Regions from separate parts of the Homo sapiens genome. Here regions 2 and 3 are each linked to region 1. Evidence: chromatin contacts called from ENCODE Hi-C or POLR2A ChIA-PET data. All regions are on one chromosome and are shown on one strand. The core of a region is the stretch at or near the end of the contact, and the rest is flanking DNA. Distances in the headings are between cores, read along the strand shown. Region 1 has its middle 40 kb from the start of REL-DT. Region 2 has its middle 34 kb from the start of MIR4432. Region 3 has its middle 55 kb from the start of MIR4432HG.

Evidence for each region. A loop is a pair of places that touch in the nucleus more often than their neighbours do. ChIA-PET counts read pairs that join two places held with the same protein, here RNA polymerase II (POLR2A). Pooled maps may share reads with other maps.
Region 2: a loop to region 1 is called in a map with no recorded cell type, with 6 times the contacts of the local background. The contact joins two enhancer-like sites. A Hi-C loop is called at or near these places in 8 of 37 single-sample maps with no recorded cell type and 4 of 50 pooled maps.
Region 3: a loop to region 1 is called in a pooled map, with 2.9 times the contacts of the local background. The contact joins two enhancer-like sites. A Hi-C loop is called at or near these places in 3 of 37 single-sample maps with no recorded cell type and 3 of 50 pooled maps. POLR2A ChIA-PET finds 5 or more read pairs at or near these places in 1 of 52 experiments (T-cell).

What each region holds. Positions count from the first base shown.
Region 1 is chr2:60,839,616-60,842,306 of GRCh38, reverse strand. No RefSeq gene overlaps it. Among named protein-coding and RNA genes, the nearest start is that of REL-DT, 40 kb to the left of the region's middle. RefSeq lists an enhancer at 819-1,238. Within about 2 kb of position 1,351, at least 5 of the 41 ENCODE cell types and tissues checked have a DNase peak (open chromatin) inside an H3K27ac peak, as active enhancers do.
Region 2 is chr2:60,351,779-60,354,469 of GRCh38, reverse strand. No RefSeq gene overlaps it. Among named protein-coding and RNA genes, the nearest start is that of MIR4432, 34 kb to the left of the region's middle. RefSeq lists enhancers at 769-818, 959-1,038, 1,519-2,018. Within about 2 kb of position 1,334, at least 5 of the 41 ENCODE cell types and tissues checked have a DNase peak (open chromatin) inside an H3K27ac peak, as active enhancers do.
Region 3 is chr2:60,445,497-60,448,187 of GRCh38, reverse strand. No RefSeq gene overlaps it. Among named protein-coding and RNA genes, the nearest start is that of MIR4432HG, 55 kb to the right of the region's middle. RefSeq lists enhancers at 1,165-1,214, 1,405-1,614. Within about 2 kb of position 1,352, at least 3 of the 41 ENCODE cell types and tissues checked have a DNase peak (open chromatin) inside an H3K27ac peak, as active enhancers do.

The DNA.
Region 1 (2,691 bases), core at 102-2,601:
AGATATAGATTTTTAAAGTTATTTTTATTACATAATATTGAAGATATTATCAAAAGAAATAAACTTTGTTATAATTCTAAACTCATAGCAAAAATTATATAGATTTTGTGTATTATATAGATTATATAAGGACCTTGAAATAATGCACAAATGTCTTTCTAGATGCAAACACATTCTTCATATGACCATTATAATTTCTGAAAGAAAATCTGTATACATACATATGTATTATGTGGGAAAAAAAAGCCATCTACTGTGGCTATCATCGGATTATGAATGATTTCACATGTTTTCACTTTTTTTTTTTTTTTTTTTTTTTTTTGAGGTGGAATCTCACTCTCGTCCAGGCTGGAGTACAGTGGTGCCATCTCGGCTCACTGCAACCTCTGCGTCCTGGGTTCAATCAATTCTCCTGCCTCAGCCTCCTGAGTAGCTGGGATTACAGGCACATGCCACCATGTCCGTCTACTTTTTGTATTTTTAGTAGAGGTGGAGTTGCACCATGTTGGCCAGGCTGGTCTCAAGCTCCTGACCTCAGGTGATCCACCTCCCAAAGTGCTGGGATTACAGGCATGAGCCACCGCGCCCGGCCTGTTTTCACTTTTGTTTGTATTTTTTTGCTTCAGTAAAAAAGAGTTGAGAATAAGTAGAAAATAAGAAATATAGGCATCCTTCTGTATGTTGCAATGAAGGTCTTAATAGCAAAGAAACTGGCTTCTGGGACCAGCAGTATCAGCATCACCTGGGAACTTGTTAGAAATGCAAATTCTTGAGCCCACCCCAGACCTGCTAAATTAGAAACTCTGGGGGTAGGTCCAGCAATCTGCTTTAAGGAAACCTCAAGGTGACTCTGATGCATACTAAATTTGAAGACCACTGTTCTAAAGGATAGCACAAAACCAATTTGGCAAATGCTTAAGAGAGATCCAGTCTGGGAATAGATGTTTTGTTTTGTTCAATTTGGTCTCTGCCCCTTCCCTTCCTCAGCCAACCCGATTCATCTTGCTGCAATCAAACCTGTACCAGTGTTTCTCAACCCTGGCTGGGGAGCTCTTAAAAATGCCTGTGCCCAGGTGTCTCTCCAGGCCAATCTAATCACACCCTCTGTGGATGGGTCCCGGGCATCCAGGTGCTCCTGCTGTGCGCCAGGCTTGACAAATTCTGTTCTATATTCAGGTACTTTTGCGGTTGAAACAGATGATTGTTAACACCTGCCCTCAACTTCTTTCATTTATTTCCTGCAGACTCTGTGAAGCAGAACTCGGGCCTCTAGCGTCTGCTAGTCTAGATCTAAAGGTGTTTCCTGAGGGACAGTTTGGCCTGGCATGCAGGTACCTCTGCAGACCACAACAGTGCACCGAAAACACCCCCTCCCAGCACGCACACAAGTCTGGCTCCTCAGCCAAACATCAAACACCAACACTGCTGCCCATGCCAGATGCCAAGTGAGATAATGTGTGTTATACCCTTAGTGTGTTACAAAGAGAAAAGATTAATAAATGTTAGCTATCCTTATCTTCATTATCTAAATAAGGCATGTGGATCTCTTTTCATTTAAACTCACAAAATACCTGCTTAGAAGGCCTATCATGGTTGTTTCATCTTGAATTTTGTAACCATCAACTTTCATGTGAAGCCAGTGAGGGACCACTCACAGTCATGAGGGATGTTCTAAGCCAGCAGTTCTTAAAATGTGTATCACACGGGATCTTGTTAGAAATGTAAACTCTGGGCCCGGCACGGTGGCTCACGCCTGTAATCCCAGCACTTTGGGAGGCCGAGGCAGGCGGATCACGAGGTCAGGAGATTGAGACCATCCTGGCTAACACAGTGAAACCCCGTCTCTACTAAAAATACAAAAAATCAGCTGGGCGTGGTGGGCACCTGTAGTCCCAGCTACTCGGGAGGCTGAGGCAGGAGAATGGCGTGAACCCGGAAGGCGGAGCTTGCAGTGAGCCGAGATCACGCCACTGCACTCCAGCCTGGGTGACAGAGCAAGACTCCGTCTCAAAAAAAAGAAAAGAAAAGAAATGCAAACTCCGCTAGGCCTGGCGGCTTGTGCCTGTAATCCCAGTGCTTTAGGAGGCTAAGGTGGGAGAATTCTTCAGCTCAGGAGTTCAAGACCAGCCTGGGGAACATAGTGAGACCGCCCCCCACTGCCCCCACTCCACCACTTCCCTGCTCATAAATGAATGAGTAAAAAGAAATGCAAATTCTTTATTTTATTTATTGTTTTTGAGACAGGGTCTCACTCTGTTGCCCAGGCTGGAGTGCAGTAGCTCCATCTCGGCTCACTGCAGCCTCCATCTCCTGGGTTCAAGTGATTCTCCTGCCTCAGCCTCCCGAGTAGCTGGGATTACAGGCACCTGCCACCATGCCCAGCTGATTTTTGTATTTTTAGTAGAGGTGGGGTTTCACCATGTTGGCCAGGCTGATCTGGAACTCGTGGCCTCAAGCCATCCACCCGCCTCAGCCTCCCAAAGTGCTGGGACTACAGGTATGAGCCACCATGCCCAGCCAAGAAATGCAAATTCTTGAGGCCTACCTCAGTACTACTATATCAAAAACCCTGGAGGTGGTGCCCAGCCACCCATTTTCACAAGGCCCCCTGTGTTTCTGATGCATGCTCAGGTTTAAGAACTGCTGCTCTAAGCCTTCAGCCTCTCGAGCTTGTTGGAAATGCATGACCTC
Region 2 (2,691 bases), core at 85-2,584, 490 kb after region 1:
TCAGTTGCTAAACTGTGCTCTATTCTTCTGCCTTGACATAAGAATCTTTGACCTGGAACAGGTTTGAATTTAGAATTTTCCACTCCATGGACTATGGCACTGGAGGGTGGTGAATTACATTTCCCGATCAGTGCCAACAGAAAGAGAATAGGGCTTGTGATAATCAGATATATTTGCCCAAATCACTTGGATAAGTTTTTCTCCTCTGTCAATGCTGAAGCACGCTGGTGCTGGAGCAGGAAATCACAGCCCAGAGAAGGTGAGCAGGTGCCCTGTTCACACAGAGCTTGGAAGTTCTAATCTCTGACCTGAAGTGAGACATTGAAATAGAAATCTTTCTCTTCCTCCTCCCTCCTTACCCTACCCCCAGCCAACAAAGAAAGAAATGCAGGTGCATTTAACTTTGCCTGTAACTTTCTGTTCTGCAATGAAAATGGCCTCCTGTGTTTTTGTTTCACAAGCACAATTAAAAGTCTAATTTCAAAGCTACAATAGGGAAGCAAGGGCGTCAGTAAGAAACCCAGAACTTGATGCAAATAATTGAGCCATTTTTAATTTGTTCAGTGTGATCAGGTAGGGGGAAATTCTATATTTAAATATAACCAACCACCTTGAACCTTGTATGGAAGTAACTGTGTAAGAAATGTTTGGTAACATGTTGCTGAAGTTGTAAAATGTGTACCTCCCAAAACAAGGATATTCAAAAGTTAAGTTTCTCACGGTGATGTTAACACATCCGCATCGCGTTGCACATGCTGTACAATTCTGCATCATAAAAAATGGATTTACAAGCTTAAGTACTACTCGGGAATATTACATGTGTGGAATGTGGCTGGGTTAATGTCACTGTGAGACCCTTAGCCGTTGCCAAGGAGGTTTCCTGAGCCTCAGCTGGGGCCAGGCGGGGGCAGACTGGAGAAAGCCGCTGCTGCCTGGGCCTGCAACTTTGCCTAATGAACAAAAACACCATTTTGGCCTCAAAGATCTTGAGCTCCACAAGCCACAAATCACAACGAGGAAGAAATCAAACATTAAGGTTTCTCTCGGATTATTATTGACCAGGACGGTCTGGAAATTATAGGATCTTTCTAAATGTGGGCAGGGGCTTCCGTGAGGTCCAGCAACACAGTGGCATTTGCTTTTACTGCTGCTATTTCTCTGTTTCTGGTTTTACTTACTCTGACCCCTCTCCACACCAGAGCCGGTGTGAGAGCTGCTGTCACCTGGCCTTTCCCAGAGCTGGAGGGAGTCCCTGGGGGACGAGTTGGGTGGCAGGTGATGCGTGTAGACTAGGATGTGAGATTAACTCCAGTCCGAAAGGGCCCTGGGATAAATTACACATGTCCGAACATATCCATAGAGGAGGAGTTGAGTGGAAATAGGCTTCAGGGGCAGCCAAAGAGGGAAAAACATGAGGACATTGTGTGTGTGTGTGTGTGTGTGTGTGTGTTGCTGTAATGATGGGAGGGAGGATGCAAGGCAGGACTTACGGGTCCTAGCCAGCTGTGCTGCACCTGGTCCGTGAGGCAGTGTGGAGTCCACCGAAACGACCCTCAAGCCTGATGCCAGTTCCAGAAGCCCAGTCGGCAACTCTGCCACCTTACACTCCTCTCCCCGTGGAACTGCCTGGGGGTGCTGGCATGGGGACATGAGGGATGTCTGACAGGAGAAACAAGCATTTCAAGAGTGTGTGGTTGGCTTCGCTGTCCTTTGGGGGGAGGAACTGGAATCAGTCAACAGGCAAGTAAGTTGTTATTGCACACCTTTTATGTATTCTGCTGGGCCGTGGGCTGCGGAGGGCACTAAAGGGGTAGAACATCCTGCTCCTCTTGAAGACGCCCAGCCTTTGGTCCCATGACCTCAGGCACATGCGTAATCTAAGCGGCAGCCCAGAACTCATGACGGGTGCCCAGTTCCTTGATGCCTCCTGAAGGAAATGCTGCAAGCTGTTCAGAGGATGGAGACTGCATGGGGGTGTTCGTAGGCAAGGAAGGCTTCAAGAAAGAGGCAGCTCTGAGCTGCTTTTCAAAGAAGAGAGGATTTAGACAGGCAGAGAGAAGTGGGGATCACTCAATAGAAGTAAATTCCACAAGCTCTGATCTCTATCCCTAATAGGGAACGGGGCTCCTAACAATAGCTTTTTTTTGTGGTCTGAATTCAGGCCCGACTCCCAGTTCCAGCCTGAACACTGGTCAGCTGAAGACAACGCTGCCACCTTCATCTCTTCCCTGCCTGTCCTGCTTACAACAGTTGCAAGAAGTTTATACCCACATTAAGCCCCCAGAGGCAGGCTGGCAGCCAGCCTTCGCCACTGGTGCAGAGAACTGAGTCAACCACCCGGTGTTCCTGGCTGCTCCCCCTGAGAAGCTTTCCCACCCTGTTCCCTGAGTCGAGAGTCTTGGCTGGGCACCTGCTGCACTGTGGACGTGCGGACGCGGCCTCCAGAAGGGGGAAGGGAGCCCTGGCTGGCTTCTCTGAGACGTGTTGAGTGGCTTGCCATTGAAGACTGTTTCCTCACTCAGGCAGCTGCATGCCCCAAGTGAGTGACTTCCTCTCTCTGGACTCAGTTTCTGAATCTGTAGACAAAGAGGGTGGACCAGATGGTCTTGGAGGTGCCTTCCAGGTCACATCTCTCCTGTTTCTAACAGCAGGTGGAAGCAGGTGAGGAGGGCAGTCGGGCAGAGAGGAATG
Region 3 (2,691 bases), core at 103-2,602, 390 kb after region 1:
TCATAGCCAAGCTTGAAACCACACAGTTAGTGGCTGAGTCAGAATTGGAACCCAAGTCTCCCAGCTCCTGTGCAAAGGAATTCAAGTGGCAAATCTCTCCCTAGTGACCCACTAAATTCAGAAATAGGAATAGCAGAAAAGTATGCATTTCAGAAGGATTTAAGAACAAACCCAAAAGCTTGTTTTGGTAGTGCCAGTACTAGCAGGGAACATGTCAGCCTGCCCCATACGGAAAACAGGTTTCTAAAATAGTATTCCTATGACGGAGAAGATTTAGGTCACAACCTGAATGGATTCTTCTTTAATTCACCCCTCCAACGGTAGAAATAAACCTGGAGACCAAGAATTGCTGAGAGACAGCTTTTAAAGTTAAAAGGGCTGCTCATCAAACCAAATTCATCTCCAATGACTTAAGTGGGTCTCACAATCTGTTCCATTCTCTAGACAAGATATAAGAGAAACACCCACTGAATTTGAATTTTGATGCCACATCACATCCTGTTAGAGAATCCAAATAACCAATAGCATAACCTGTATCTTTTTCTTTCTTTTTTTTTTTTGAGATGGAGTCTCACCCTGTCTCCCAGGCTGGAGTGCAGTGGCGTGATCTCGGCTCACCGCAACCTCTGCCTCCCTGGTTCAAGTGATTCCCCTGCCTCAGCCTCCTGAGTAGCTGGAACTACAGGCAAAAGCCACCATGCCCAGCTAATTTTTTGTATTTTTAGTAGAAATGGAGTTTCACCATGTTAGCCAGGCTGGTCTCAAACTCCTGACCTCAGGTGATTCGCCCACCTTGGCCTCCCAAAGTGCTGGGATTACAGGCGTGAGCCACCACACCCGGCCTCTGTGGCCATTTCTTTTCTTGCCAGTCACCCTTTGATTCACATTTATTTCTAGTGGACATGGGTTGACTTTGAATGTCTTGGGGCCCGGTAGGGCAGCAGTTGCTGTGCGCAGCAGCTGTTTAGAGCCTGCACAGGCAAAGCCCTCCCTGAAATAGGAGAAAGACAGCGGGAAGCCTCACTGAGCAACAGCAAATCAAACATCCCTGTTGAGGATGGTCTGAGACGAAGTAATTTGCCTGATTTTTCCCCCAGTGATAGTTGCCTGAATTTCCTTAGATGGTAATGCAAGCAGACAACTCCCGCTGCCATTTCTGAACCTTCTGCTTCTCTCTCCCTGCTGATTTGTCCCTCTTCTAGAATACGTAGAAAGCCAATTGAGAGGTAGGAAGAGATTAGCTTCCTTTGGGCTCTAAGATTTGCAGTTACTCATGCTTCTATTTCAGAGTGACTGATTTTACCTGTTGCTTCACCACACAAAGGGGAAAAACCCAAAATGCAAATATTCCTCTTCAGAAACTCACCCAAAGCTCAGAACTCAGGAACACAAGAGATTTTTCTTTAAAGCGGTCCTTTGTGTGGATTTGCCTGCAGCCAATATGCCTTATTTGTGGAACTCTTTTTATTTTTCAGCTTCTCTGAGAGCACATTTTCTTTTCCCTCTGACACAGGCCTATGTGTTGGGGGCAGGATGAGGATGGGGTTCCTGTGCTTTTTGGTCTGGACTGGTAAATGGTGCTGTTCTCTGAGCCCACAGCTCAGGGTTATGATCTTGGCTTTATCATTGCCATGCTGACCCACCTGGTGTCCCCTCTTTCTGCATGTGACACATTCAAGGCCCATTCCTCCCTCTGAAAAAGGAAGGACACAATCTGTTTCCTACCTCCTACTTCCCAGCAGCACGCAACAGTCACAGCAGTGGGAGACATTCTTGTGTTCCGGCCTCTTGGGACTGGAGTGTTGACATCCAGTCTTGATGGCCACGGGGATGTGGGGTTGTGGTCCATGTTAAGGGTGGGCTTTTCTTTGCTTTTGGCTAGTAAACCCATTTTTCTTTATAAGCTTATGTCACAGAAAAAAAGCAGCAAGCGATTTTTGTTCGAAAACCAAAGCTGTCGTCATGCACACATTTTTTACACAGTTGCTTGTACAGTGCTCAGGGTGCATCTTATCACTTTGGTTGTACTTTAAGGTTGGGGGTCCCTCTTCACCCCTTTTCCTGCTGGAGGGTAGCATGGAGGGCAGCCCTTTCCCACAGGGCCTCGGCATCTCACTGAGGGTGGCAAAGCACCAAACTTCTTCGGGTGCCTGGAGATCCAGGCCCAGATGTTTCTGAAATGTGATCTCTGACTGAGAACCTAACCCTTCTCGTCCTTGATTGGCAGACTGCCCAGAGCTTGGTAAAGAGGAAAACGTAGGTTAAAGTAGAAATAATCATATCAGCTAATGTTTATTGAGAATTTACTATGTTCTAGGCACAGTGATAAGGATTTTCCAAGCATGTTCTTTTTTTTTTTTTTGAGATGGAGTTTTGCTATTGTTGCCCAGGCTGGAGTCCAATGGCATGATCTCAGCTCACTGCAACCTCCGCCTCCCGGATTCAAGCAATTCTCCTACCTCAGCCTCCAGAGTAGCTGGGATTATAGGCACGTGCCACCACGCCCAGCTAATTTTTATATTTTTAGTAGAGACGGGCTTTCACTATGTTGATTAGACTGGTCTCGAACTCCTGACCTCAGGTGATCCACCCACCTTGGCCTCCCAAAGTGCTGGGATTACAGACGTGAGCCACCGTGCCTGGCCTCCATGCATGTTCTTATTTCTTCTTCCTGATCATCGTGTGGTATAG